Linked DNA regions of Mus musculus: all the other regions are linked to region 1. Evidence: chromatin loops called from intact Hi-C (ENCODE). Cell type or tissue: left cerebral cortex. All regions are shown on one strand. Links, peaks and the distances in the headings refer to the core of each region. The heading gives the core; the rest is flanking DNA. Region 1 overlaps Cntn4 (contactin 4). Region 2 overlaps Cntn4 (contactin 4). Region 3 overlaps Cntn4 (contactin 4). Region 4 overlaps Cntn4 (contactin 4). Region 5 overlaps Cntn4 (contactin 4).

What was found. A loop is a pair of places that touch in the nucleus more often than their neighbours do. Peaks named below come from ENCODE experiments on the same cell type or tissue, not always from the same donor. Only the 100,000 strongest peaks of a DNase experiment are listed, where the experiment ranks them.
Region 2: it touches region 1 in a loop (2.5-fold over the local background); 2 of 42 quality-filtered maps call a loop at or near these places.
Region 3: a loop joins it to region 1, with 2.8 times the contacts of the local background. A loop is called at or near these places in 2 of 42 quality-filtered maps.
Region 4: it touches region 1 in a loop (3-fold over the local background); 2 of 42 quality-filtered maps call a loop at or near these places.
Region 5: a loop joins it to region 1, with 4 times the contacts of the local background. A loop is called at or near these places in 2 of 42 quality-filtered maps.

The regions. Positions count from the first base shown.
Region 1 is chr6:106,333,563-106,339,646 of GRCm38, forward strand. All of the region lies in intron 5 of Cntn4 (contactin 4), which reads left to right. Among named protein-coding and RNA genes, the nearest start is that of Il5ra, 410 kb to the right of the region's middle. In left cerebral cortex, for the core only: a CTCF peak has its summit at 3,442; DNase peaks (open chromatin) are centred at 1,746, 2,014, 3,027, 3,451 and 1 more place; H3K27ac peaks cover 3,310 bases.
Region 2 is chr6:106,618,252-106,624,335 of GRCm38, forward strand. It overlaps Cntn4 (contactin 4), which reads left to right. Exons shown (of 26, transcript NM_001109749.1): 15 at 31-158. Among named protein-coding and RNA genes, the nearest start is that of Il5ra, 130 kb to the right of the region's middle. In left cerebral cortex, for the core only: a CTCF peak has its summit at 3,127; a DNase peak (open chromatin) is centred at 3,278.
Region 3 is chr6:106,643,030-106,649,113 of GRCm38, forward strand. All of the region lies in intron 15 of Cntn4 (contactin 4), which reads left to right. Among named protein-coding and RNA genes, the nearest start is that of Il5ra, 100 kb to the right of the region's middle. In left cerebral cortex, for the core only: a CTCF peak has its summit at 2,709 (motif pointing left); a DNase peak (open chromatin) is centred at 2,696.
Region 4 is chr6:106,496,373-106,502,456 of GRCm38, forward strand. The region is part of intron 9 of Cntn4 (contactin 4); the gene reads left to right. Among named protein-coding and RNA genes, the nearest start is that of Il5ra, 250 kb to the right of the region's middle. In left cerebral cortex, for the core only: no CTCF peak of the experiment used is centred there; a DNase peak (open chromatin) is centred at 3,001; H3K27ac peaks cover 1,668 bases.
Region 5 is chr6:106,425,961-106,432,044 of GRCm38, forward strand. The region is part of intron 7 of Cntn4 (contactin 4); the gene reads left to right. Among named protein-coding and RNA genes, the nearest start is that of Il5ra, 320 kb to the right of the region's middle. In left cerebral cortex, for the core only: no CTCF peak of the experiment used is centred there; DNase peaks (open chromatin) are centred at 780 and 3,166; H3K27ac peaks cover 643 bases.

The DNA of each region.
Region 1 (6,084 bases), core at 1,112-5,111:
CCCCACTGTGTAGGATAATGCTCTTTTCAGAGGGTTACCATAGATGAATTTTAGTTTGAAACAAACAGCCTTCAGAATGAGTTAGAATATATATATATATGTTTTTCCACAGTAGAAACTAGAGTCTAATAATGAGAAAAGGTATGGGAAAGGTGAATCTTCATAGGTTTTTCCGTGGGTTTCCAGGAATATCAGAAAGAGCTGTGTTAAAGAGAGCAGTCTAATAATCATAAGAGCAACCAGGTTAAGATGACTCTTCTGTGTTCTCCTCTCTCTCTGTCTCTCTGTCTCTCTATCTCCCTGTCTCCCTGTCTCTCTGTCTCTCTGTCTGTCTCTCTGTCTGTCTCTCTTTCTGTCTCTCTCTCTGCCTCTCTCTGTCTCTCTCTCTGTCTCTTTCTGTGTGTCTCTCTCTCTGTCTCTCTCTGCCTCTCTCTGTGTGTCTCTCTGCCTCTCTCTGTGTGTCTGTGTCTCTGTCTCTGTCTCTCTCTCCTCTCCTCTCTTTGTCTCTCTCTCTCTCTGAAATAGAAGAGAGAGAGATTTGAGTCTGTGACTTGGATGCTGATACTCTTCCATAAATATGGTGTCCATTAGGAACAATGTAGCTGGAGCTAAGAACAGCAACTCAAACTGGCTTAATGTCACTGAATAGCTCTCATATCTGAGAAACACAACAGAAAAAAAGATATTGCTTGGGGAAAATTTTTTTTCATGGATCTATCTTAGATTGAAAGGGGGTTTTATATCAGTAATTTCATAAACCCTATCGTGGGGTTTCATTAACCAAAACTGGGGTACTTTGTTTAGAACTAGCGTAACCAAGGAAATGGACTATTAATTGACTGGGGCCTGGGCATATAACTTTAATGCCATCAAACAGCATAGGTTGTGAGCGTTGAAGGGCTGATTCACCACCAGTGAGTGATGTGTTGCCCTTGCACTACAGTCAAAAACTAGAGATGCCTTTGCAGTTAAGTCTCGAGTAACAGTGATTAAATCAGAAACAGATATCTAACTTAAGCTTGTTAGTGCAAATCAATCAATCATACACATGTGTGCTTCCTATATTTGTTCTCACTCATACTGATGCATCTAAATATAATTTAAAAAATAGCTACTATACCAAACCCCAGAAAGTTGTCAGAGCCATAATCTGTACAACATTTTATCAGTACATATGTGGCATAATGTATTTGCTAAAAGCACAGATATATAACACAAAGAATGAAACTTAGTTTAAGATCTAGCCTTTATTTAATAACAACATATCAATATTGGCTCAACAAGAACAGTATATCTACCCCACTGATTTAAGATGCTCAAAATGGAAGGACCTGTCAGCAAGGCAGAAGTCTATGAGGCCTGTGTACATTCCAGAGTGTTTTGCAAACTACCCTAAAGAAAAGTACATTTATCTAAAAAATCTACCCAGATATCATCTATCTATACTTCTAGATTAAGCAGGGAATATGCCCAGGACAGTGTCTCTCCACACTTCTAGATCCCCTGCAAAGAATATTGGAGATTGCATATAATAGAGGTCTCAAAACTCTGATCAGAAGTTATTTGGGTCAAATATGTTTGGAAATTCAGAATTGTTCTCATTTTACAAAAGAAAAAAATGACCCACAAAGCATGCCCAGCATTATATAACATCCCCAGCTGAGTCCAGGTCAGCACTCCATAATCAAAAGCGTCTCTAATTCTGCAGCAAAGCCCATGAATATTCACAGAGACTAAAAATAGACTCACAGCAGTTCAGGTCAGTTTTTGCCTCCAAATGAGTAGCAACATTTTTGCATTTGTTGAAAGTGCATCTTTCTGGCTGTAACTGGGGATTGTAGTTAAAACCATCCTATGATTTATTTTTAGATGATAGTTGCTTCATGAGTGTCAAGGTATGAGGTCAAGGCCAGAGAAAGAGAGAGGTGCTGATACAGTCCCCCTCCCCACTACATCACCCCTAGTTATGGCTATTCTTTTCCACCCCAACAAATTCTTGCAAAATGGTGAGTTCTTTTCTAAACAAGCCACTTTTATCTTCCCACACTCCCCCTATCCTACCCCAACTTCTAAAATCTAGCATATGTTTTAGGGCCTTGTTATGTATATAGAGTGTCTGGTGGCAGAGACATTAATCTGTTAACCAGAGAACAAAGACTCAGCAAGACAAGAATTCACTTCCTATTTGGATTTGCTCTCATTTTGTGCCTTCAAAGATATGCCAGCCATTGTTAGACTACTCTATGTCTTGCTGTTTAAAATACTCATTTGAGACAGTTTAAAAAAAATAAACTACTGTGGAAGGTAGAAGCCAGGCCAAATAAAAGAAACAGTGCACCCTTTAAGCAGATGTATCTGTCTCTTCTAATATTGGTTTATTCCTGTTCCATTCAACTGAGCAACGAAAGAGAATGTTTATTTGGCACAAACTCTGTAAATTGACTACTGGAAACACAAGCACAGAGCCTTTAAATATCCCTTGCTATTTACTTAATAAATACTAACAACACTAAATCATATTTGTAATGGTGTTATGACAGATAACCAATCATTTCTATAATAATTCTGTTGTAAAAAAGTTTTTTGCTCATAGAAAAGATTATCATTTTAGTACATTATTCATGTTTGAATTTCCTTAGATTATACCCATACAATTTATGAGTTATGTACATTCACAGAGATGTGTTGGCCTCAGAGGTTTACAGCAACAGTGAGTTTCTACATCAAAAGTCTGCCCGAAGAGTCATAGCCCTGTGTATGCTCTTCCTGGAACATATGGGTGACAATTCCAGGAGAGAGAAGGAGAAAATGAACTATAGTTCAGACAGAACCAAAAAATGAGCATAGTCAAATCGTCTGTTTCTTGTCCCAGATGATGTTATTCAATTCAATAAGGCTATATCTTCCCAAGGATTACCTGCACAGGGTGTGGCCTATCTTCCATCCTTAAGGATCACATAGCACACAAGGCAAAGGCTACAGCATGGCAGCCATGATGGCTTACACAAGCATGCTTGTCAGCATGTGTACTGTTACCCTCTACCACCTTCCAGATGTGACCTAGATACAACTCACGTCTAAAATGATATAGTTAGTTTGTGATGACTGGTGCTCTATGCTTTTGTTCAATCTCCTTGAAGCTACGATTGATGCCATTTAGGTCTTTTTTTCCTCTCAAGACCAGGTGCTTAATCAGGCAGTCTATTTGATGTCCTAGGAAGAATGGGTATCACAGTCTTAAATTCTTGAGCATAATAGCAGCACTTTCTTACCTGCCATGAGGATTAAGGAGCTACACAATCCCCAGGTGCAATACCTGGATCCACACAGCTCTTATGAACATATTGGAGTCTGGGGATTTTCGCTTTCCTCTTAACAAACCAGAGTATCCCAATCCTGGTCTTTTCATCAGGAAACGATTCACTGAGTTTGCAACAGATGGCAGTATTTTTAGCAGAAAAGTGCACTGTGGTAAGGTTGTGCTGGAAAAGTGTGTTCCTCATTTCATGAGACAGCTATAGGATGATCTAACACATAGACCAAGAAACTGCAATGTGTCTTTCATCATAGGAAAACTTTATTTGGTATAAAAATGGGGCAAGTTCTGTGCTCAATTCGTAAGTTTAAATATGAATTCTGGAATGTAATGTACGTGACTTAACAGAGATATTTACTAAAATAATACTTTGTTATTCATAAAAAAGTCCAGAAGGTGTTGAGAAATCAGCCTTTTAACAAACATCCTTTATGAAGACTGAAGTGACATAGGAGGCTGTCAAACAATCTTTAGGAAATGACTAGTTACATGTTTTAGTTTGTGTCAGGTTACATTTTATGAAATGGTTATACTCCAGTGAGACCTTTTTTTGTTTGTTTGTTTGTTTCCCTCTCCTTTATTCTTTCACTGCAATCTCAGCTGCATATTTATAATTGTTCAGAAATATCCTGATAATGCCTGCAACCAGCCTCAGTGAAGAAGTCCCTGTCTCTTTGAAGCTGCTCTGTGAATGTGTTATCATCGGATGACCATGCATTATAATCCACATTTCCCTTGTACTTGTTCTGGTCAACTTAATACCTGGGTTTCTGCCTTGCTTCCATGACTTAGCCATGACCTGGGACTCAGTGTTATTTTGTTCTGCTCAGCTCCAGAAAAAAACCTTAAGCTAGCTTCATCTATTATAATCCCCTTGCCCACCTTGATGCTAGCAGCCTGAGTAGTAAGAACTATGCCTTTCTGGGACAGGATCTAAGACATATGAAAAAAATGGGCAGGATTAATTTAGAGAGAGAGAGAGAGAGAGAGAGAGAGAGAGAGAGAGAGAGAGAGAGAGAGAGAGAGAGAGAGAGAGAGCTCCCCTAACTGCATATAATTATGTGACACCTACTGCAGAGTGATTTTTTTATTGGATTTCTTAGGATGCTATTTTTCAGACAAAGATAAGTTGTCTTTGTTTCAGATTTAACAGATGCTTAGTGTGGGAAAGTAAGAGTATAAATAAGAGTAGAGTTGAGTCATCTAAACTCTTCTATTTCTATGCATCTTTGGGTAGTCTAGAAAGTTGAGACTATCCCCAATACTCTATTTTATTTCTGAAATGCTTTCAGGAGAAACTTTAAAACATTGGTTGGTGTCAGCATTTGGAGGCTGATTATGGGATGGATTCCCAGGTATGGCAGTCTCTAGATCGTCCATCCTTTCGTCTCAGCTCCAAACTTTGTCTCTGTAACTCCTTCCATGTGTGTTTTGTTCCCAATTCTAAGAAGGGGCACAGAAGTGGAAGCTCACAGTCAGCTATTGGATGGAACACAGGGCCCTCAGTGAAGGAGCTAGAGAAAGTACCCAAGGAGCTAAAGGGGTCTGCAACCCTATAGGTAGAACAACAATATGAAGTAACCAGTAACCCCCGGAGCTCATGTCTCTAGCTGCATATGTATCAGAAGATGGCCTAGACGACCATCATTGGAAAGAGAGGCCCATTGGTCTTGCAAACTTTATATGCCTCAGTACAGGGGAATGCCAGGGCCAAGAAGTGGGAGTGGGTGGGTAGGGGAGTGGAGGGGGTGGGGTATGGGGGACTTTTGGGATAGCATTGGAAATGTAAATGAAGAAAATACCTAATTTAAAAAAAAAACACTTGTTGATTAACTGACTTTTCATTTTCTCATTAAAAAAAAGAAGACTTTTCCTTTTCTCTATAAAAACTGTAATTTGAAGTTTAAAAAAAAGGGGGGGAGGGGGTTGGCTGGAAAAGGGAATTTGGTGACCTGGCTGGGAGCAATGTTTCTAGTAATTTTCAGTATTTATGAAGAAAGGAAGAAAAGGGTTAGTATCTATACATCTTAGCCTGACCTATTCCTCAAACAAATTTCTGGTTCTGAGAGGGTTTTCTTGTTGTGTCCTTCCCTCCCAAACTTCAAGGGTTTATAAGTCGTCCCTGAGAGAGGGTGAATCTTATTCCCTCTCATTGCAAAGATGTAGTTGACTTAGAAACAAGTCCAACAGAACTTCTCTGGTGTTGTCATTAGAGTCTCGGACCATGGGCTAACTCAGGGGGTTCTACCATATCAGGCTCTGCTACCTCTGTAGCAAGTCAAAACAGTGGTGTGAGGATAAAGCAACAAGACAGATTTTGCATTCAGTGTAGTCACAGTAGGAAGCAAGGGAGGCAGCCTTCTCGTCCTCAGAATACTTCAAGACTTATACATCTATACAAGGAAGGGGCAATGTCAATGAGCAAAAGGAGTTTGCATAAATCAACTTTGTCAGACTATGGTCCCATTGTTCATTATCTCAGCTGTGTGTCTCTAGTAAGATCCTGCTTGTTGCAGACACCGTTCCCATCCAGAGATGATTGGTTCCACTAAGTTTCTTCATGGGAGAATATCTCCCATGTATGGAGCAGTTCCATCCTAGGATGATATGCCACAAGCCTTGCTATTACTGGAACTTACAAATTCTTCAGTACTCTTACCTGGTTGTATTCAGTTCTGAAGAAAGTTGAGAGAGAATAGGATAAATGCAAGGCTAGTCAACATGGTAGTTTCTGCTTTTAAATTCTCAAATATGTATTTAATCTATCA
Region 2 (6,084 bases), core at 810-4,809, 280 kb after region 1:
CAACATTTTCCTTATTTGCTTTGCTTTCAGAATTACCATTTCTGAAGATGGGAACCTCAGAATCATCAATGTGACTAAATCTGATGCTGGAAGTTACACCTGCATAGCCACGAACCATTTTGGAACTGCCAGCAGTACTGGGAATGTGATTGTGAAAGGTAATGGCTAACTCAAAGAACCCGTGTGCCTTTACTTCTAATAATAGAATCACCAGACGTGGCAGCATTCATATTAATATGTATAGATATCACTGTTGCTAGATTAATTCATCACAGCAAGCATGATATGATTAACAATTCTTCGAGAACTGTTGGTAATGAATATGATTGAAAGGCTATCTTATTTCAGCATCGTCCAATACAATTTCAGAATTACAGCCATTGTGTCTATTATAGTATTGTAACGAATGTTATCTGCAGTCCTTTAATTAAATTTCTTTCAAGTCTCTATAGGTTTGAAATTCATGTCTAGGAACCCTGTGCTAACAAATTAAAAACCCATGATTCAAGTACTATTTTTAGCAAACATTGTTTAAGCAACGACACTGGCAGTTTTACAAAAAGCTGCCCTGGGTATTCAGAGATATGGATATGGCTTCTCCAAGTAATAAAGGGTTTTGATCACCTGTGTGCTTTGCTTAAGTCACCCAGCCAACCTTGTCAGTTTGAAGGAAATAAAATGTCCCTCATCTCTTAGTCTGGGTGCTTTATATCTCATGACTGAAAGTCCTTTATGCTCTAAGCACAGCATATGATGTGAGACTGTCCCAACACCAGGTTGATGGCATTGCTGGAAGTGCCGAGAATTGTAAAGGATGAGATCTTAATTTACATTTCATTTGAATTTCTATCACCTCCTGTCTTGCACAGTCGGTCTTAAGATTTTTCAGTTGCGAGGGTACTCAGTGGCGCTTGGACTAATAAAAATAACAGTCAGTGTGGTGACTTGTTGAAGGTCACCACAAATGGAAAGACTTAAGGCCAGAAATTTGACCCAAGCTCTCCCTGGTTCTACTGGTAAAATTGGAGACCATTTTTTTTTTCCTGCTGATACTCAATGCATTCTGATGAATTGCTTCATATTCTTTTTTACTGACCTATTTGTAGATTCCTCTCTGAAGTAAGACAGCCCAAGGCAAGTTAAAATATTCAGAAAGAATATTTACCTCAATTATAACTTAAGCATGAAGCTAAAAAAGTTCACCTAATTATATATGTCAGGGTCATTGGAAGTTGACAGTTTGCTGCCATCTTGAAAGTCCTTTTTATCATGAGTGTACTTATCTATAAAGATGGAGAGTTGGGAGTCAGAGAACATTAGTTAGAAGTAGATCTGTATTTATCTGGACTTCAACTACTTTGGTTTATTAATTCTCTGAGCCAGTAGCATAGGCATCTGCCTGCAGGTTTACTCTGTTTCACGGGGCAAAGGAAAAAGGCACTAGCTAATATTTATAGCATAGAATTCCATCTAGAGACCTTTGGTAATATATGGATATGTCAGCTACCAGAGGAGATTTAGTGATTGACTAGGACCAAGATAGGGAGCCCAAGCTTTCCAAGATGGGCACTAGTCAAGTCCATCCCTGTTAGAGTGATGGTCCTCTTATGCAGATATAAGAGAATACTAGCATGCCATGTTAAGTTATGATTAAAGACCAGGATTAAAGTTGAAAAGATCTGGCTTAAATCTCATTTCTTTGACTTATTATCTCTATGACCTTGAATGTGATTAGTAGCCTATATGGAGATAATAGCCATGCTGGCTTCTGTACATGGTTTCTGCATTTGTGATGATCCACATTAAGTGGCAAGCATGGGTGCCTGAGAATAGTGATGGTTGTTATTGTTCCTGATGTAGTTGTTATTTATATTATAATAAAATGACATTCTATATCACACATTCTATATCATTGAACACTTAATGAAGTTTCTAACCCAGTAGAGTAATTTTAAAAGGCAAGTAGGGAAGAGGTTATAGACATACAACCATAGACATCATATTTCCATGCTGCACTGTGGAGAGTGGGGTATCTTCTCATCAGAGTGCATACTCTGGAGATACTACCAGAAAGATGAAGAAATTATTCTCAACCGACCATTTAATTCTCTGCTGCCTTATTGTTTAGTATCACAGAGTAAAGCTTCCAAATATACCAGAATGAAGTATATCATGGCCACCTCATATTACATATAGATATAAATATTGCTGAGATAATAACTTTTACTTATCTTCATAAACTAATTTATTTGTTGCTATCTAATAAGGCATGGCCAATAATTCCTTAAGTATAATACAAGAGATATAATAAATACAGTTAAGTGTTTCTAACTTTAGTAATCATTTATGTGTTTTGATATGTATTGGGAAAACAATAGTTTACCTGGTGACATATACATGTAGTTCCTAGACAGGGAAGATCTCTGCGGCTCCCTAGCCAGCTCATTCAGCCTACATTGTCCAAGAAAATAAAGTGGGCAGCTCCCAGAGAACAGCATCTGGTTTGCCTACAAAATTCACATACATGTGTACAACATTCATGCCCACCTGGACATATAAATATGTATACCACACACACACATATATATATTTGTACATACAAAAATACCCACAAAGTCCTCCAGATTTTCTGCATGCTTATAATACCAGCACTTGGAATGCTAAGGCAAGAGGGTCAGTGTTGCCAGGTCAGTCTTGGCTCTAGAGAGAATTTGAGGCTAGCCTGAACTACATGAGACACTGTCTCAGGAAACACACACACACACACACACACACACACACACACAACACACACACACTAAAATTTTAAGAACAATATGAGTAAGAGGAAGGCCTGACAGAGGAGGAACGTGGGTAATTTGAAGAGAGAAAGGCAGACATGCTCATGTATAAACAGTTAAATTCAGGTTGTCCCAGCATAGAAACCCACCGTCCACTGGATGTTCATGTGCTTCAATGGTCTCTCTGGACTTGGTCACTGGCACTCAGATAGATCAGCTTCCTTACCCAGGTCTCTGATTCCTGTGCTGTTATGATATGGAGGTGAGGCTATGAACTTCATTTGGTCAGGAGGGTCACAAAAGATAAGAATCCTGTTACCTTAAGTACAGTCCAAAGTGGTTAGGAAGCCCTCATGTGGTATTATGGAGTAGTGCCCATGTGTAGTGAAGACTGTCTATTCTGCCAGTTTCTACCAAGGACATTAAAATAAGCTGAGAAATACAGTCGAGAAATCTGCTCCATAAAGCACAATAAAGGCAGAGGAAAACCGTTCTGAACTCAGCATGAACTGTGCCATGTGCTCGTCCCCCAGCAAATGCTCCAAGCCCACACCTTTAGTGCAACCGTAGCCATTTAGCCTGGAATATGGCACACTGCCATATTTTAATTCACTTTCCAGATCTACAAAGAGACTGATTTATCAGAGAAGATGCTCTCTAACCTTAAAATGTGCTTATGTTCGTTTTGATCTCTTCATATGTCTGGGATTAGAACTCTGGGAAGGTCAGACATCAGAACACATTTTCCTCCTAACCTTTTTACAATAATTGTGTCATTAACCACTCGTTTAAAATTCAATTCTCTTACTCACTACCTCTGGCCCAGTTATTTGGAGAGAGGCTGAAGGTAGATATTTTCAGACACGAGATCAGTGAGTAGAGGAGACGAGGACACATTCTCTACATGAGACAGGAGGTTTGAAATAAACCCCTGGCAAGTATCCATCTAGGGGATAAATATTCAAATTATGCATGAGCAGGCTTCCAGGCTGCAGGATTCTGACAGGTGCCCATGAGACTCTTGATTATCCTCCTACCGTCTGAATTTCTAAGTTTTGCTGATTTTATTTTTTATGCTAGTTGTAGTACACTTGGAATTTGGTTCGCTGTTTGACTCTAAGCAAGAACACTTCTCAAGTCAGACTCCCCAATCCTAGCAGAAAGCACCCTTTAAATGGAGGTATATGTTTATTATTATCAATGTTATTAAGAACTATGAGGATGGCAGCTACCTATACATGCAGTATTGGACTCACTGACATTTTATCTTTGTACCAGAGGTAGCAAGCACTGTGCTCTTTTCCATGGTGGGTGCCTTAGCTACACAGGTTTTATATGACAAATCTTTTTAATTCTCAAGCCTAAGGCAGAGTACCTGAGGTTGTTTGTCTGGGTGTGGACGGACAAGATAACCATGGTAATAACAACCCTATCTTCTATTGATCACCTCCAGGGATCAACATAAAATGCAGGCTTTTAGGCTATGGGTATGATTACCACAGTCATCTTGTCTCACTACCTCCAAAGGGAACTTGTGTAACTGTGGGTAGTGGTTTCAGTCTATGCTTTGACAGGCATCCTCCTACAAATGAAAGACTTTGCCTATGTCCCCTAGCAAGTGAAAATTGGTTAGAGGACTTCACGGGAATGCAGGTCTTCTAGGCCTTGCCCCCAACCTTCTGCATCATCTCACTGAAGGATAAGACCTGAAAAACACTGCATGTCAAATGAGAATTGCAACTGATCTTTGTCCTTACCTGAGCTAGAGAATGTCTGAGTCTGCACACCACGACCAGTGGGTTGTATCCAGCCATCTGCCTGCTTTGACGTCTACCCCAAAGCTAAGAATAGCGGTCACATGTTCAACTGGTTAGGGGAGAGAAACATGATATCTTTAAATGTAGAAATTTTATGAAATTAATATTTCAATATTTATAAATAAAGTATATTTAGAAGTCAGGCAGACATTTTGTTTATATGACTGTGCTTTAAAACTGTAGCAAGATTGTAGAGTTAAAAAGTTGGGTTAAAACATTAACTTTGCCTTTTAGCCTCCATGGCCTTAAATATTTACTGTTCAATCCTTTGTATATAGGCGGATCCTTTCTTTTGATAACTTTTCCTTAAATAATCCTTTAAAGATTGGTGTGAGACATATATATGTGTGTGTGTGTATATATGTATATGTATATATATATATGTGTGTGTGTGTATATATATATGTATATGTATGTATATATATATATGTATATATATATATTCTACCCTGACCATACACAGTTCTGCTTGCACCTTATGGTAATCTTGTGTACTGGAAATTCCTATCTGATGACTAGCTACAATTGGTAGAGAGATTTCTTTCCCAAGACATTCATTAGTCTCACCCCAGAGTCATCAGAGTGAATCATAATTTGGACATACAGTGAAAATACAGAGAGGCAATAGATTATCACCTGTCACAGAACAATAACTTTGGCCAGTCAGTAAACAATGCATTTAGCTTAATTCTACAGGATTTGTGGAGCTTCATATAATTAAAACAAAAAATAGTAGGCTAGGAAGATCCTACAACGTGAAGGACAGTCACTGGGGTTCCTTAACACACAAACCTCTCACTGTGAGCAGCCTAGTCTAGCTGGACTTCTGCCTTACACTTTTCCTAGGCTGCTCCTTTACTGATACAGTGATGTTTCTTTTGAGATAGGCCAACATAACAGTTTAACATCATTTCACCTGAATTTTAAGAGTTCTTTTCATCCATTTATTTTAAGTCATTACAAGTCATTACATAGAATCACAATCATAATAAAACCACAAAAAAAAATTACTTCAAGGGCCTATGAAGGAAGTGATTTTTTTTGTAGGCCTTAATTCAGACTTTATATACTCCCATAAAAAGTTAACTTTGCATTCCTTTGCAACCCTGCACACTGAAGGCACTCTGGGGATTGAGTGAACATTCGATTGATTACTTCCTTGCCAGACACAGTGATCATTGTTCATCTCATCAAAAGTTCATTCATGTCATTTATGTTCAGAAACAACAGCTTCTTCAAGTACCTTCACCCATATGTGTGTGTGTAGTAGTAGTAGTAGTAGTAGTAGTAGCTCAATCACATATATACATGTATAAGAGGTATATGTTTATGTATGATCATATAAATATATACATGTGGTGGTTTGAATAGGAATAAATCACAAAGACTCGTGTGTGTGAGTACTTGACCATAGGGAGTAACAGTGAGGTGGCATGACCTTATTGGAAGAAGTGTGTCACTATGAAGGTAGGCTGAGAGGTCTCCTA
Region 3 (6,084 bases), core at 648-4,647, 310 kb after region 1:
CTAGTCCCAGTCTGCACTCAGATTTTACTTCCTTCTCTTGCCAGTGGTTTAGATTCTTTTCGAGTCCATAGCCTTTCTCATCAGTTTCTCAGTTACTTCTTTTGAGTAATTTTCCCATGACATCTCTTCCTGTTGGAATGTACATTTATGCAGCCCTCTGGCTTGAAATGCCAGAATGTTGCTGGCGCATGAAGTGTCTTTGGATTTAGCGGCTAGCTTGAAGCATCTGGCAATTGCACATAAACTCCTATACTTGAGCATTCATGCTTGAACCAGAAATTACTTTGTCATCTTTCCTGGCTCTTACTAAGCAGCCAGCAGCTCCCTTGGAACAATGACTTATGACAGAGCTCTTTTCCTTAGATGTCACCCTCTTCTAACTCTCAAAACAACTGTTTCCTTTTCTTCCCAGGCAAATCTTTGGTACCAGCACTAATACTATCATGTGTATCTCACACCATGTAACAGGGTTTATGAAGCATATCAAAAATCCGTTGATCCGCACAATGATTCATAAAAATTCCATAGTCCCCCTACAAGGCCAAATGCCATCACCTTGAAAACTGCAGATCACAGATGCCAAATGACTTCTAATTTGGTGATTGATGCACCATTGCTATGTGCCCAGAGTTGACAACTGGAGTCTTAGACACCAGGCTATGAGTTTAATAAAGTTCTTTGTGATGACACTTTTAGAAAAGCTGTCATCAACCCCAACTGATTCTTTAATATATATATTTGCCTCCTGAATTCTAACCACCAGCTACCATGTGTGAATGAGCTATGACCTTGTTTCCAGTAAAGGATATCTCACTCTCCATGTGTTATCTGGGAGTCTCCACCATGGTAAAGTGTTCTATTGGTTCCTGTGGTACCTTGTAGCCTCGAATGAATTAATCCCACTGGAGTTATAAAAAAGAGCTGGTCCTAGTATGGTAACAAAACAAAAGATTATTTTTCTTGCAGAAGATAAATGGAAGTGTTTTATAAATTACAGAGCAATGTGTAAGTAGATCCATACACCTTGCATATCAGGCCTGCATGATAAACGGATTATGAATGATCTAAAGAGTGAATTGGGTTTTCTTACCTACATTTTTGTGAGTAATAATTTATCAGAAAATGTTGCAAATTGGCAAAATCTTCTTCACTTTTTTTTTTCAATGCAGCCTAGGGGATCCATCCAGGGACTTGACACCAGGGACTTGACATCAATTAGACAAATAACGTGTACATGTTTGTTAGAATTTCAGCTGTGGTTTTGCCCTTACTGTCTTTTCTACCAATGATAAGCTGTTGAGTTCTAGTGGGAAATTTCAGTATGCAATTGCCTTTCAACTAAGATGTATCAATAAATGCACATATTTAAAGGCATACACACATATGTATACAGTCATACTTATGAACTTTCAAAGGTAACCTGTTTGAATTTAAGTAACTAGCATGTTTCTAAAATGAGAAAATTATGTTTTCAGTTAATAAAGACCTAGTGATGTAGCTATGTCTTCTTCTGCCCTTTAATAACTCTTGATAATGTAGTCTATCTTCTTTTTTCTACCTCTATTCAGTATTTCCAGACAGCAATAGCATGGAATTGGAGTGTTTTGTTTGTAATAATAGCAAAGGCCATATGTCTTTATAAGTGACTTAAATATAGATTTGGAACCTATGAGATTTGGGTCAAGGCTGAACTCTGACTTAAATTTCAGGCACCATTTTGATTGAAGTATCAACATAATGCACTTTGATCATCTTTGCACCCCCTTTTATACCCTGCCATCTTCTACTGGAAATTTTAAATGTTTGACATACCTTCAGATCTTTATGTCTCCTCCACCTAGTTTTAAAAACATGGAAAGTTGTAACATCACTCTGAAAATAAACTGAATTAAGTTGCTTTGTACTGCTCTGACCTTCCATTGATTTTCTTTTCTTTTTGGGTCAGTAATTCTCAATGAAAAGAAAACTTCCCCTTCTTCTGGTGTAGACAAGTATACTCTTGTGCAGTGACCCTCAACCCTACTCCAGAGACTTGCCCAGGCTTACAAGAGCATTTTCCAACAATTGATATCTTCTCAAAATTTAGAACACTAACAGACCCTTAAATGAGAAAACTACTGATTTTCATTCTCCATCAAGTTTCTAGAAAGCTTACAGAGTCCTCTCTGAAGCAGAGAACACAACAGGAAGAAGAGTCTCATTAGCTCAATTCATGATGATGTCTTGTCCAGCATGCATCCCAACGAGGCATTCTAGCTATCGCCAGGAGTTGAGAAGTTGTTAATAGTTGATTTCTTTTTATAAGATCCCAGAATAGGATTAACTGGAATTACAGACAAGCCCCCAAGATAAGCTAGCTAGAGTGGACCTGACTGCTGGGGGTATGTGGGTTTGGTCAGGATTCTGTATAACAGAAAGCTTTAGAAATCAATCTTACCATGCCAAATAAAGGGAAGCCAGCTAATAATGCCCACCAAGGAATTAATAGCCTCCATCTTAAGCTCTGTGAGTTTCTTACTGTCCTCTTCCCCTATCTATAAGGACACACTGACGTGTGCTTTTGAATGGAAGCGTTACCATCTCTTTCCCGGAGACCTTAAACTCAAGAAACTGAAAACATGCAGAAAATTGCTGACAGGAGCAGGTTAAACAGATCTAACTAAGTGCTGTGGACTCATTCTGCGAGGCTGTAGCACCATCTACTGTCTGAGATGTCATCCTTCTTTTACAGTGAAGCCTGGGTGTGAATGAGCATGGGTGCTCAAGTGTTATTTTGCTTGTAGGCAAGCCAAAAGCTTTGTCTTCAAATTCATTGTTATTGTCTCAAGAAATCTGTGCCATTTCTTGTGGAGTCTAGCAAAATGCTCTCTTATTTTGTAGCATGAGATGCAGTAAATGCCCCCCCCCAACCAAGACTGTATTTCTTTAATCAGCAAAGAGCTCACAGTGCCTTATTTTTGTGTTGCTTATGATGTGAACCACTCTATTTTATTGAGATTAATGAGACTCTTTGGGAACCCTTTTGCCCAGTGACTCATGGGGGAATTACTGATGTGTTGTAAGTGAAAGAAACACACTTATAATTCCTCCTTCCTCAACAGAAAAAAATATCTAATCATTACTTGATGTAAATGTGTATGAATCTTTTTTTTTAATGTTCCATCACAATCGAAGGGATGTCATGGAGTGGTTCTAATTATACTTTAACTTAAAGATGTTCTTTTATTTAATTTGTCATTGAGAAGCATTTTTGAATATCCTTTTAGATTGTCATTTCTTTTAAACCATGAAGAAAGCTTGGAAAAGAAAATGTCAAACCGAGGTGATATATTTAGCCAATTCTCCACCCCATTCCTAGTTACTTACTTGCTAGTCTGATTTAAAAAGAGTATTCTTATTGATCATAGAGGCTTGTAGACCTTCAGAAAATTCTTTGCATTTAGAAAGACATCCCAGCAGAGAGACCCCATGACTCCAACACTGTGCAATTCTAAAAGCAAGAGGTGTGCTTTCCCTGGTGGCATACAAGAGTAAGAGTAAGTGGGTGTACGAGTATGAATGATTTTCAGACAAGTTATAACTTCTTCTTAAAAACAAACAACTTGATCACAATAGTTGAGCCAAGACTTTAGAGACAACCAACTGTGTTGGGGTGTCCTTCAAACAATTCTATTCTTGTAGTAAGTAAACACTCTCTGCTCCACATTGGAACCCGGAAAATTCACTAACCTTGATAATCACAAGAGTGATTGCTGTACAACAAACTTGCCACCCTCGGTTGGCTGGTGACATTTCTATTTCTGCCAGTCACTCTTATTAAACAGCTCTCTTTTGTATTTATTTTCTCAGCTCCTTGATAATGGACCATAAGTATTCTCTCAGAGGTGATTTACAAATTGCTTTACAAAGGAGTCTCCAGTTTCTATTCAGCCTGACTGGGGTGTTTTGTTTTATATCTCATTGCTCAGAGAACCAAGGCACCAATTAAACACCTGGATTCAGGAAAGGGTTTACACACTGCTGCCCTCTTTAGGTCACCAGGTTGAAAAAACCTATAGGACAGTGAGTGTCCTGCACTCCTCCTCAGGCCCCTCTGCCCCCCACCCCCACCCCGCATGCAATGCCTGTCATGCAAATGAGGGCAATTCTGATCAGTCAGCATTCCTTTCTTGCTTGTCTAAGGAACCTTCTCTTTGCTTTTCATTGGGCAGCTTTCATTTTGTCCTTTTGATGTTTATGGCTTTCGAGGAGTGGAGCAACTGTCGGAGCCGGGCAGAGTTAGGAGAGCTTTACTCAAAGGGAGTCTTTAATTGGTTACCATGTGGTGAATGAAGGTGATCTAGATTTGTAGGCTAGCCTTGCTCAGGTAAAATGGAGAATCTGCTGCCAAAGAGGCAGAAGACCCTACATCCTTTGGGGGAGGGCTGTACTCTTTCTGATTCAGGATTCCACTGTAGAGATATTTTCTTTTCTTTCTTGTGATGTGATCATGTCTCTGTTTTCTACAGGTTGGGGTGGGAGCATGGAATTTGTACCTGTAAATAGCAATAATAAAACAAAGTGAAAAAGGAAAACTTGCATGGATTTCTCAAGGAATACTTTCATACTTCATCCATCTCATGTGCCCTTTCAGTTCTCCATCAGAAGGGGTTATTTCCTCTAAGTAGCTCTAAGAGAGTAGTGCAAATTAAGCATGTGCATGGGTGCTCTGTGTGTGTGTGTGTGTGTGTGTGTGTGTGTGTGTGTGTGTGTGTATACACTCAACATGCTCATTTTTACTGACATCATCTTATACAACACAAACGACACATGCTCAAGAGTTAGTGTGAGTGTTACAGTGTAGAATATAAGACAGTGGCCAAGTAGTGGCACAGTCCTGTTATTTTAACACTCTAGAAGCTGAGGCAAAAGGGCAGTACCAGTGCAGGCCAGGCTGTATAGAAGAACACTATTCCAAAAACGAAAGAAAGAAAGAAAGAAAGAAAGAAAGAAAGAGAGAGAGAGAGAGAGAGAGAGAGAGAGAGAGAGAGAGAGAGAGAGAGAGAGAGAAAGGGAGAAAGAAAGAAAGAAAGAAAGAAAGAAAGAAAGAAAGAAAGAAAGAAAGAAAGAAAGAAAGAAGAAAGAAAGAAAGAAAGAGAGAAAGAAAGAGGGAGGGAAAGAGGGAGGGAGGGAGGGAGGAAGGAAGGAAGGAAGGAAGGAAGGAAGGAAGGAAGGAAGGAAGGAAGGAAGGAAGGAAGGAAGGAAGGAAGAGAGGAAGAAAGACCATACAAATAATGACCCAACAGAGTTCAATAATTAGAAAATGAATTCTGTTTCATTTATTTAAGGATGAATAGGTCTCTAAAAGCTAAGTATATTTTAAGCCCCTGAGAATAAGTATTTATTTGTATATCAACTCATTGTTTAAATTTTAGTGGAATAGTCAATTCTGTTTATTCTTTAGAATAAGTATTGTAAAAGGTCAGTTTTTTAGTAGTACCTGCTCTCCAATTAGTGTTAACCGTCTTTTAAGTTTTAGTGTTTGGTGGTGCATTTTATTCTACTTTTCTTCTCATGTAGATATGTGTGTACATGCATTCATTCATTATGCATGTTCTCAAGTGCATGGATGCACATGTTTGCAAGCACATGCATTTGTGTGTGTGTATGTGTGTGTGTGTGTGTGTGTGTGTGTGTGTGTGTGTATGTGTGAAGGCTACAGATTGATACTGGGTATTTTCTTTGGTCATTCTCCACCTTATTATCTGAGTTAGAGTCTTTCAGTTTAACCCGGAGCTTGCTGATCTAGCTAGTCTGACTAGTCAACTTGCTTCAAGGATCCTATTCTTTGTCTGTGTGCTGGAAGTCATGGGGTTGGCCCCCACCTAATGACAGTCCTCACACTTGTGGAGTAAGCACATTAGCAGATGAGCCATTCTTTAATCCCTGGTATGATGTGTTTTGAATATTTTTTTTTAAAAAACAAAACAAAATGAAACAACTATATAACTTGAAGACCAATCACGAAATTAGACACTATCATTTTATTTTCAATTCAATTTCTGCATCTAAATAATTTCCTTGAAAACAAAACTAAATTGAATT
Region 4 (6,084 bases), core at 790-4,789, 160 kb after region 1:
AAATATAATTTTGTATTATTTAAGTACTTCTCCCCTAAATTCTTTGCTTTATTTAAGTCTCACTTTTAATTGCAACTTTGGTGCAGCTTTGTCACAGCAATCGTGTCTTGTTTTTAATTTTCTAACAACATCACAGTTGAGGATCTGTGGGCGTAAAACATGTTTGATGAGAACATCTAAATGACTAAAGGATGTGAGACATTTTTCTAAGCTGTCTTTGCTAATCTGATTTAATAGAGTTTAATGGCTGTGGATATTCTGAAGGTTTGACAAGCTTAGGAACTTGGCAGTCAGCTTCAGACCTCTATTTCAGCCACTTCCATTTCAGGTCTATGGGGGCCAAAGGTCTTGGATGGTCATTTGGCTACTCAGATAGAAAGCATCTGCTTAGTGTTCATGGTGGCCAGTATACTAGGAAGTCAAAAGACCCAGTTTTCAGCCCATTGAAACATAACCTTAGGGAACTCCAGACTAACAAATGCTCTAGTTATATTGTTCATTGGAATTATAAAACTGAATTCTCAACAAAAGAATAACAGATGGAGAAACTAGGGATAAAATAAAGTACTAGAGGTGTACTGCCTAGAAATGTTGGCTTGAGCCAATGGCTTTATTTTTTACTTATGTTCTTATTGGGCTGGGGATATATAGATTAGAGAACTCACAGGAGTCCCTTCTTTTACTTCATCCTGTCAGTCCAATGATTCAACTCAGTCAGGTTTGGCAGCAAGCCCTTTTTACAAGCTGTGCCATCTTGTTGGCCCCAAACTTTTAATCATGTATTGAACCACTAAATACTGAATGAGTAAACCCTTTGTAAGCTTGCCAGTAAGAATGTGGACATTTCTCTGTACTCAGAAATGATATAGTTAAGATGTCTAGTTGAAGTGTGAAACAAGAGTGAGGCTCTATTTCATGATTCACATTCAGTGATATTCCAATGTCACAGAATGGAATTATGTATAGATTGACAGCTTGCATTTGAGGGATGCTTGCACAGTCTTGATAATCATCTTTTAGGAAGACTTGGACAACCTAAAATGAGAAAAGAGTCCCCAGAAGAAGACACTCAGTGCTGCCAAACTCTTCAGGCAAGCCCTGCTTGTAGCCTGTTTAGATAGATAAAATTAAAATTTTCTGCATAAATAAGTTGGCTATTCTAGGATAATTTCTAGATTTTTCTATCATTCCTACTGTATTCTAAACAGTGTTTTGTTTTTGACCATGCTATCTAATTTGTTATTGCTTGTTAAAGAGTGCTTTTACTCTTAAAAGTTAGTTTTTTCATATTTGCTAAACTATTTGAATCCTCTTGTTCTAATAGTCTATTGATTACATTGTTCTTTCAAATATCACTATTGTCCATTTTTCTCAATGTTTAGGGTCAGCCCATTATAGCTTCTGGGCCCACCACCTGTTTTTACTATTAAAGTTTTATTAGCACACACTCACCTGCCCATTGATAGACATTTCTCTATAGCTGTTTCCAAACTACATTGAGAAAGTTTAGACTTTCTGTCAACAAAATCCAAATGAATCCTGTGCTCTCTGACCTTTCTTTAAAAAGTCTTGCTGACTTACGTGACTGTGATGCAATCATTAAATATGAAAAGACTATCAACAGCACCTCTACAGGTTTAAATTAGGGTTAGTATATGCAGAGAGAGAATTTACTAAACGCAATATGAAGATTTTAGTATTTATGAGTATCTTTAAAAGAGACAATATTAGCTTTGCATAGCCTATAATCAATTTCACATACTGGACACAGCAAGTTACTTCATGCATTCAGGTAACCAGACACTCTTCTGGCAAAGCAGGAATCCATGCTTACTCAGTCTTTGTATGTACTGAGACAGCCTTCTAAAAATGTTCTTTCTCCATCTGAACTGTTGAAAAAGGAAGAAAGGAGGTATAGATGTTACTTAAGACAATGCATTTATTTTCATTTTCTTATTGATTTTTGAAACCATTCCAAAATCCTAATAGTAAGACATGATATTCTTCCTTAGCTCTCTCAAGCAGTGAGGAGATAGTTTTGTTTAGACACTCAATATAGTATGAATTATTCTGTTGGTTTGGGGGTAGTGACACTTGAGATATTGTGGTGGTTAGTTTTTATCAACTTGACCCAAGCCAGAGTTACCTGGGAAAAAATGACGTCAGCTAAAATACTGACTCCATCAGATTGGCCCATGGGCATTGAGGAGGGGTATTTTCTGGACTAATGATTGATGTGGGAGGGGCCTAGACCACTGTGGATCATGCCTCCCCTGGGCAGGTCATTTGGCATTGTATAAGAAAGCAGGCTGAACAAGCCAGTAAGCAGTGTTCCTCATGGTTCCTGCCTCTGTTTCTGCTTGAGGGACTGCCCTGACTTCTCTCAATAGTAGACTGTGATGAGAATTTATTCTGTTTTGTTTTTCTTTTTGTTTTTGTTTTTGTTTTTGCTTTTTTGTAAGCCAAATAAAGCTGTTGCTGTCCAAGTCACTTTTGATTTTAGGTTTTAAATCAGCAACAGAAAGAAACCAGGACCGATCCTCAGACACTACATAAGATTTTCCTTCATACCAGTACAGGGGAACGCCAGGGCCAAAAAGGGGGAGTGGGTGGGTAGGGGAGTGGGGGTGGGTGGGTATGGGGGACTTTTGGTATAGCATTGGAAATGTAAATGAGCTAAATGCCTAATAAAAAATGGAAAAAAAAAGAAAGTATAAAAGCATGGGTTTTTTTAAAGGCCACAATGGCACACTTAGCCATGGGAATTTGTACTGAATAATCAGATATTTCCAAATATTTTTCAGTTAATGGAATGCATACCATGTGACTTGTTTTTCAAGAAAGTCAATGTGAGAACATTTTCCAAAATAATTTTGGCAATTATTTTTTTTCAGTAGAAAATCCCACTCAGTGGAAGTTAGTAAATGCTCGTTCCATCTGTGGTTTAATTTAGCAAGCACAGATCCCAGCTAAGGCTGGCGTTGGCAAAAAATCTTTAGGCACACAGTTTTGCAAACTGGCTTCCTTCTGCCAGCACAGTGCTCTGCAAATTGTACTTAAACAAGAGCAGCATGTGGTATGCTTCACTTTCATATTCTGTAAATTGTGATCTAGTTCCTTAAATCCTATCGTCTTACAGACCTGGCATCAACCTTTACTAAGTGACTAGGTTTTAAATGTGGGGCAATCTCTACCTACAAGGTCATCAACAGAATTGTGGCTTTCAATGGCCTTATCATTGGTAGAACTCCATTCCTAGTGTTCCCACCACAATTTGCTCAAGGGCCAGGTGTATTAATGTCAGGTGGGACATCTTTCTTTTGCTCATAATTAGCATAGGGGTGCTCTAAGTGTGCTCTTTAAGCCATCAGCAGCATCACCTGGGAGCAACTTGGAGCTGCAGATCCTCATGCTCCTGCTTTCGTTCTGCTCTGTAAATTAGAACCTCAGGCCCACGAGGTGATTTCAACCACAGGATGAATGGCTGTGATAAACACCCAGGAAGTTCAAGCCAGATATCCTCATGAAATCAACTTTTACTTACATAGTAAGCAATCCATCGTTGTTTAAGTATGCCATATCACCAGGCAACTTTGAGAAGACGGTAGTCTTATAAAAGTCATGAAAACAAGTATCAAGACAATGTTAACTGCAGTGAGCTCCAACCCTGTTTGCCAGACACACGGAATAGTTTATGGCTGATGTTAATATCTATTAAGTTCTACTGTAAAATAGACAGAGCCAAACCTTGCCTTTTGGGAAGGAGTTTCAATTACTTAATGTAACTCTCATAAGTGCTATAGTGGGTCTCTAGTTCCAAAGAACTGAAAATATTGAAGGTGCATTCTCATGAGCCAAGACTTTTTTTCCAACCTCATATAAATATATAGAGGAAAGTGTATATTTTTACACATGGACACAATGAGAAAATCATATAATCCATATAGAAGAGAAGTGTGCTCAAAGAGACTGAAGCACAAACCAAAGAACAAGCATGGGCTGGTCCTAGGCCCCCTGCACACATATAACAGATGCTTAGTTCAGTCTTCATATGGATCCCCCAAACTGCAGTGGGAGATGTCCCTGACTCTGTTGCCTGCCTTTGGATCTCGATAGAGATCTCTAAATAGACCACCTTTGTCTGGCCACAGTAGAAAAAAATGCACCTAGTCCTGCAGTGACCTGACATGTCAGTGTGGGTGGATATCCAGGAGGAGTCTCCACTTTCTCAGAAGAAAAGGGGAAGGAGGGAGAGGCTGTGTGAGGGGGGCAGGTAGAGGGGAACTGCAATCAGGATGTAAAGTAAAAATGAATGAATGAATAAACAAACAAACAAATATAGGAAAAAAGTGTGGCAGAGATGATGTTTCCTGATTAAGCAATGGTATATTTATTTATTTTGGTTATGTGGATATACCTAAACTTTCATCTCCCACCTTTTTTAGTATGGGAAATGGAATCACAAGTAATTCCATCAAGCACCTTGCTCTGTAAACCACCAGACCATCTGTAGACCAATTAAGTTCAACCATTTCCAGGTGGTCAGAGAAATGGCCTAAAAAGATGTGTCTCTGTGTTAAGCAGCCTTTTGTTTTCCCCAAACAGAAAGGCAACAGATTTGACATCTGATGTGAAAGCATAATGCCAAACTAGTTAGAATAGAAGAAATCGCCAAATAAAATACAGCTTATCAGACGTAGCACAAATTAAATGGAGAACTTCGATAGGTGTACCCCGAAAATACCGTTTGCAATATAGTTGAAGAAAAGTGCTTCCCTTACTCATATGATGATAAAATGGGGTTACCCATTATATGCACTGACATTCCTCTAAGCAGCAGTGAAAATCGTGTTTATGTACTGTAACTACTGCTATGTATTCGGATCAACCTGTTTTTACTGATACTCTTTGTTCATAGTTACATAGCTATAAATATGGATCACTCTATAAACCAAGAAACTACACCCATATGGCCAGAAAAACAAGCTATACAGTTTATGTCAGTAAAGGAAAACTACAAGGATATGTAGTAAATGATTCTGATGGCTGGAAACCAGCATGTGCCTCTAACATTATAGGCCATATTAAAAATGATTCCATGCCTCCCATCTCTTCCTCCTTGTCACACATCTCTGTTCATCTCACTTAATTCATGTTCATGAGATAGGCTTTGTGAATGATTCAGAAAAAAATATAAGATTTTCCTTCCTCAAGATACAATTACAATGGAGGAGAAGCCTTACTAATAAGTAGGTATAATGATGATTAAAAACAACAAAAACAAACACACAAACAAAACACAAACCAAAAAAACAGTCTCACTGTTTTTGGGGTGCCATGGACTTTGAAAGATGTTTTAGGTCTGTAGTTATTTACCGAACACCTATTAAGAGACTGAGAATCTAAGGTAGAAATAAAAGGATAAAAAGCACAGCTATATCACCTGGTGGTGTGTTTTCGCATCTGAGTCAGAGCTTCTGAATATCAAATATTCTGAATAACAAATGAGAGAGTCTTATATGGGGATAAGTAACAAGAAGGAAAGGAAATGCTGATAAAAATCAGTGTTTACAACAGAAAAAAGAAAACTACTTGGAGGCTGCATCATTTGAAGTAAGACACATCCACAAAGAGTCACATATATGAAAGTCATCGAGAACACAAGGCAGATGAATGTATGTCCACACAAAGCCTGTCACGGCTCCTTGAAGCATCACTGGCAATAGCTGATTCGGCAGCTCCTCAAAGGCTCACCAGTCAGCGTAGTCATGTTGCCCCCACTTCTTCCCCCAGCCTGGTCCTCAAACTGCAGCCTTATGAAGAACTAAGGTCATTATAAATATAGATAATTGAAATAAGGTCATCTGGAATAGCATGTAGCCTTTATCCACAGAGAAATTGTGGTAAGAATTATAATTCCAGCTAACCAAATAAAAGACACGCAATCCTGGTATTTTATTTACAAAATGTAAGCATATATTGGGCAGGTTTTTGGAGCTATTTTAACTTACATGCTGGCCACATCTCCCTTGTGATTTGCTGTTTCTCGTGGGTATGTGCTCATAGTCCATCTCTCTCATGGTG
Region 5 (6,084 bases), core at 689-4,688, 92 kb after region 1:
GAAGGACTGTGACTATGTCTCTTGGTCAGACTTACAAATGACACCAGCTGTCAAATACCACCTATCCAGAATAGATCTATGTTATAAGAGTAAATATTAATAATTAAGATCAGACTAAAAGGTCCTGCATTCATTCACATTGGCCAGATTGTGTAGGTGAGACCACTGGATATTGTAAGTTATTGTTACTCAGTAAAAATTCTGACATTGTGCAAAAGCATAAACATATTTATCTGTTTCTAGCATAGCAAGCTCCTGGCATCCAGATTCCTCCTTATGAAAATGAGAGCGTGAAACAGCACCCTTAGCAAAATCAAAATACTCAGTGAATAAACACAGAGCTTGCATGGAGAGTTGATGATGGTTTTATTTTCAAAACTGTAATTAAATGAGATAAAAATATATGGTTAAAGTTTCTGAAACATTTTAAATTCAACATACATAACAGCTGCTCCTCATCTGAGAGATTTCCTTCTGTACAAATCCTTGTTTTTCCTGTCCTTCAGTGTTCTTCAACCAGTGCACAGCAGATAAGTGCCTACTGTCCCAAGAAACTTATTATAGTTGCTTATTCTCACAGCCTTGATTTGCCTAAAATAACTCTAAGGCCACATATGTCCAGCTACTTAGGAACATGAATTCAAGTATGACTAGCATATTTTTCATAAGTCAGCAATCACCATTTTATTGTTTCTATGTCCTAAAACTGAGTATGTTACATGGAAATTTCTGTTTATTTTGGAAGCAAAGCTTCTTGGCCAAGCTGAAAGACTTCCAGAAACTGACAACTTCTGCCTCTGCACTTCAGCACTGGGCACCACAGCTGCTTGAAGGGGGAGGGGGGCCTACTTCTAAGGATGGAACTTAGAGAAAGTTAAGTTACATGAACCAATGTGTTTCTAGTTTTACTTCTGAGCAGGAAGCCAGAGCCTACCACTCCCACCGAAGGCCTCTGGCGTACTTCCATTAACTGCAAAGCAAATTTGACCCTGAATGCATAGCCCAGGCTTGTATCTCCGGCAGAGTTACAACTGAAAAGTCACAGAAGGAGCACGGTTGGGATAAAGGGATTCATTTCACTTTAAAGAGATGCTTTTCTATGAGCTGTTGTGTGGCTGGTAGATTGGTAGACTCTCTGGTTTGATCATGATCTGTGACTCTTGCATCTCCATTTATAATAGACTCCCAAGGATTTTCGTATAGGTTACTGACTTTGTCATAGTCTCTTGACACGTGACTTTTCACCCTTTTCTTCAGATAATAATCATTCTAGTGTTCCTTTGGTCTAGTGTCTCATTTGCTTTTAAGGTGGCCTTTTCATCTAGGAGACAGGACCAATGGATTGCAACTTGCAGGTTATAGTTTTCACTGGGGAAAAGAAAAGGTTATGAAGTGAATATCCAAATGAAGATTTATGTTTCTTTCTATAAAGGCTGTAATGAGCCTAACTTTGTGTACCATAGAATTCTTACACTAGACAAAGAACATATAAATGTATGGTATATCACTGACTAGTGTATAGAAACTGTGAATGCATTAGGTCCCCTCAAATCCCTGGTGTGAGTCTGTGTTCTGGTCCTGTCAGCATTTGTTTGATAGGAGGGATGGATGAAAGTAATGGTATTTCTTTTGCAAAGCAGTGTTACTATTTCATGTGCTAAGTGTCCCCTACTCCTAGTAGTTCGGTGTCAGATAGTTTTTTTGTTTTAATTTGTTTTATTCATTTGTTATTAAATACTTTCTTTATTTGCATTTCAAATGCTATCCCCTTACCTACTTTCCTCTCTGAAAGTCCCCTATACCCTCCTCTATCCCAACTCCCCAAACCAACCAATCCCACTTCCTGGCCCTGGCATTCCCCTGTACTGGGGCATAGAATCTTCCCCAAACCAAGGGCCTCTCCTCCCATTGATGGCCAACTTGGCAGATAGTTTTATGCATTGAATTGGAAGACTTGATAAAGATTGAGTGGATAGTGATCCTGATGATTAATATGAAGAAGTAATCTAGAAAAGATATGGTAGGTTAACTGGAGTCAAGATCCTCTTTAGATCAGCAGGAAAAGGTCTTTTGAGAAAGTTAAATCTGACTTAGACTCCAAAGAATAACCATGTGTCATGAGTGACTGTCCTTCAAGCCAACCAAAGCTTCTTAGGGAGTTCTGATCCATTCCCCTTCTAGAAGATTATCACTACTGAGATGATCAATTATTTACAACCTAACATAGAGAAGCATAATAGGGCAAGCAACTTTCTTCTGAGTATCTGCTGCTCCCTACCATCTGGCAATTCTTCATTGGAATGGAGGAGCAGCTATATGGAGGCTGGGAAGCCCTCATTACTGCTAGATAAGACAATACAGATGCTGCCAACTGGAGGAGAAGTGGCCACACCCCTGTATGTTACCAGCTCACATAGGTGAGAATGCCCAACAAAACTTACTGGTTCCTCACAGTGAAATTTGAAGGAACTGTGCCTTGGTTTGCTATTGGGTCTTAGCAGAAGGGGTCACCTTGCTTTACATTTCTTCCAGGGAAGAATTTTAGCAACACTGTGATATGCTCAAATTGGAAGACCACATCAAATAAAGACATTGGCATACTTAGAGGTCCAAAGATAAGGTCAGCCTTAAGGCTCCTGAAGACTGGAAAGGAAAACATAGTTATCACAGTAAAAATAACAAAGAGAGAAAGTAGCAAAAAGTGAGTTCAGTGATGTAGGCAGGGGGTCAGCTCCCCATTATCCCTTACAGAACACTGTGAAGAGCCCAAGTTTTAGTTTGAAATTCAAGAGTTCAAATTATTTTCCTGTTTGTCTTTGTATTGTGTTAGTGTGAAACCAAAGATAAGAGAATGCAGCTGCCTAACCATTAACACTCCAGTGCAGGATGATATGTGAACAGAGATGAGCTCCTATAGGGAAAACTGCTGGTAATAACAGCTTGCATTTGAGGGCACCTGTCTCTAAAGCAGAACAGCCTTATTTGTGATGCCACATCCAGCTAATCACAGTGACCTCCTGGGCTAGATAGGTGCACATTTTTATGGAGCACACAGGGAAGCTCAAGTGTTTTAAATTGAGTTGTTCTTTGGCTTCTTAAATAGTACAAAGGTCTAGATAAAATAGAGTATGTCAAAGAGATGAAGGGAAGGAACAAACTCAAGTGAGAAATAAAAATAGCTGCCTGGGAAGTCTTACACTTTCAGAGAAAAGGGCAGCAAAGCAAACTTCATTTTCTTGTGAAGCTGAGAAAGTAATAGTTGAGGGTAAGAAAGTGTGAGTGTCACAAGAACTGGGTGAACAATCAGATGCATACTTTTAATTCTGTTATGTAATTCAATGTAGAACAGAGGCTAAATTATGGGCTCTGTGTTGGGAAGATTTGTATTCTAGTTCAAATTCTTCCTTGTGTTCCGTCTGTAGTCTTGGGTATTTTCCATGCTCTCACGTGGCATGAGTAATTGAACTGACTTCACAGAGTGGTTGTAAGAAATAGATATAAAAAATAAGTTTAAGGTCTGTGTGTGGGCTCATTAGAACTGACCTTACATTCTTCTGAAGAGGTATTGTTTATGAAAACAATGAGTTAACTAAAGTAACCCACAGAAGCCTCCTCCTTGGTATGAGATACCGAATATGCAGTCTTTGAGGCTTGCTGGAGTGTTGTTCCTGTAAACAAAAACCAAAGTAGTAATGTTACAAGGAACATGGAATAGGTTAATGGCCTGTTTCACTAAAGGCTGGATTACTGGCCCTGGGAAAATGTGTCTTTGGCCATCCTCACATGCGCTTCTCTCTCTTAGTCGCATTGTAATAATTCCTGCATCAAATTCTGCAGCTCTGCCTCTTCTTCCCAACTACTTCATGGATTATTAAACTTGTCTTCATTTATTTTATTATTGCTTTTATATCTATCCCAAAGTCATATGCTACCTATTTGTAGTTCTACTTCTGACTTGCTGCGTAGTATCAACCTGATTGAATTATGTCACTCTTTAAATATCATCAATATAAAGATGACCAGAAAACATGTTTACTTTTCAATATTAGTCCAGCACCTCCAGGAAGATTCAGCCAGTCAACATGCCAGCATGGGGATGACATTCAAAAGATCTCATCTCTAGCTGAGGAGCTATTGACAGAGAACTTGAGTCCAGTTCCCAGCACCCGCCATCTCCTGTAACCATCATTTCAGGAGACTCAACTGCCTTTTCTGCACACATCAGCACTCATTTGTATATACTCCACATAGACAAACACAGATGCATAAAAAAGTACAATTCTAGTTCCTAAAAAAGGCAAGAGTAAGATACATGTGCTTCTAGCAATCATTTATGATTACTAGTATACCTGAATGTATTTAAGCAGTGGTATGTATATGTAAATATACCTACATAGATACACACTCGTGTATTATAGGATGAACTCCTAAAGCTTTATGCTTAGTGATGAAATGCTCATCATGATACATTTTTATTTCTGATTAAAAATAGCACAGTAGGGCAGGCAATGGATGTGATTCAGTAAATAAAGTGACTACTTAGTGTTCTCAAAGCCCTGGCTCTTCAGCACCACACAAAATTGCCTGACATAGGCACATGTACACAATCTCAGCTCTCTGGAAATAGACGTACGAAGATCATAAGCTCAAGGCTATCCTCAGTTACATAGCAAATCTGAGACCACCCAGGCTGTATGAAATGGTATCTCAAAGAAATTCTTCCAAAAAAAAAAAAAAATAAACACATTTGATTGTAAGGAAGAAAATTTCCTATTTTATTTTTCATTTTTCATGTTGAAAAGTAGTCCAGTGTCTCTTAGACCACAATATTATACAAAGATTTGCTTCTAGGAAATTACCTGAAGCCACAACATTTTAAGTCCTGTGATGATTTCAGCCCATAGACTGGACGGGATAAAGAACTGGGTGAATAGTCTTGGCTTAAAAACATAGCAAAAGAGGCTATGTTTGAGGTTTTATCAGCATGGTGGTGGTCGTGGTGTTGGTGATGGTGTGTGTGTGTGTGTGTGTGTGTGTGTGTGTGTGTGTCTGTCTGTCTGTCTGTCTGTCTGTCTGTCTGCCTGTCTGTGCATGTCTGTGTATATGTGTCTGTGTGTCTGTGTGTGCATGTGTGTAGGTGTCTGTGTGTGTCTCTGTGTGTCTGTGTTCTATGTCCCAACAAAACTTTGACTTTGAAACACAAATGTCACTCTAGTAGATATTTAAACTCACTTTCCCCCAGTCTACATCACTTGATGTAGACCTTTATTTGATGCTCAAAATTGGCAATGGTAGTACTAGTATTTACAGACCACTGACTTTAGAGCAGGCAGTGAGTTAAGTGCTTTGCACACATCATTTTCATCTTCAGAGAGCCATATGAGATGGGAATTATTGACCTGATACTAGAGACGAAAAAATTGAAGTTCAAGGAGATTAAGGAACTCACCCACATCATGCGGAGTTGGAGTAGGAGTGAATGACGAGCTCATCCACGAGGCCTCTGACTCCAAAGCCAGTGTGATAAACCATTAAGCAATTCTTCCTCTTGCTATAAACTCACACTTGGAAACCCATTCAACCATGCCAGTCTCACTAATGGTTTCTTCCTCCTCCCTGAGCGGAAATGTACAAAAATGTGGATTTGCAACCCATGAGGTTTTGTGAATTCAGATTTATTCTGGGTATGAGCCTCTGCAATCCCAAGAAGCATGCATATGTGCACCCACACGTGGGGACCAAATGGAAGACATTCATCGAGACATGATTTAAAATATGCTGCCTGGTAACAGGGTTTTTAGAATTACTCTCTGAAAATAGCTCTTTCTTTTTATAAATGTTGAAATCATCATTATGGAAATCATTTTCATAACCAATGTATTACTTGACCATCTTCCTGGATTGATATTGATTTCCTTATTGATTGCAATTTTTTCAAAACTGAAGGAAGCAATAAGACAGGAGATGAGTGCTGACAAATTCTTGTGCTAAGGACACATTATGAGAATTAATAGAATCCAGGTCTATCCAAGTCAAGAAAATAATATAAGTATTTTTAAACTTATCTTGTACTACACAGAACGC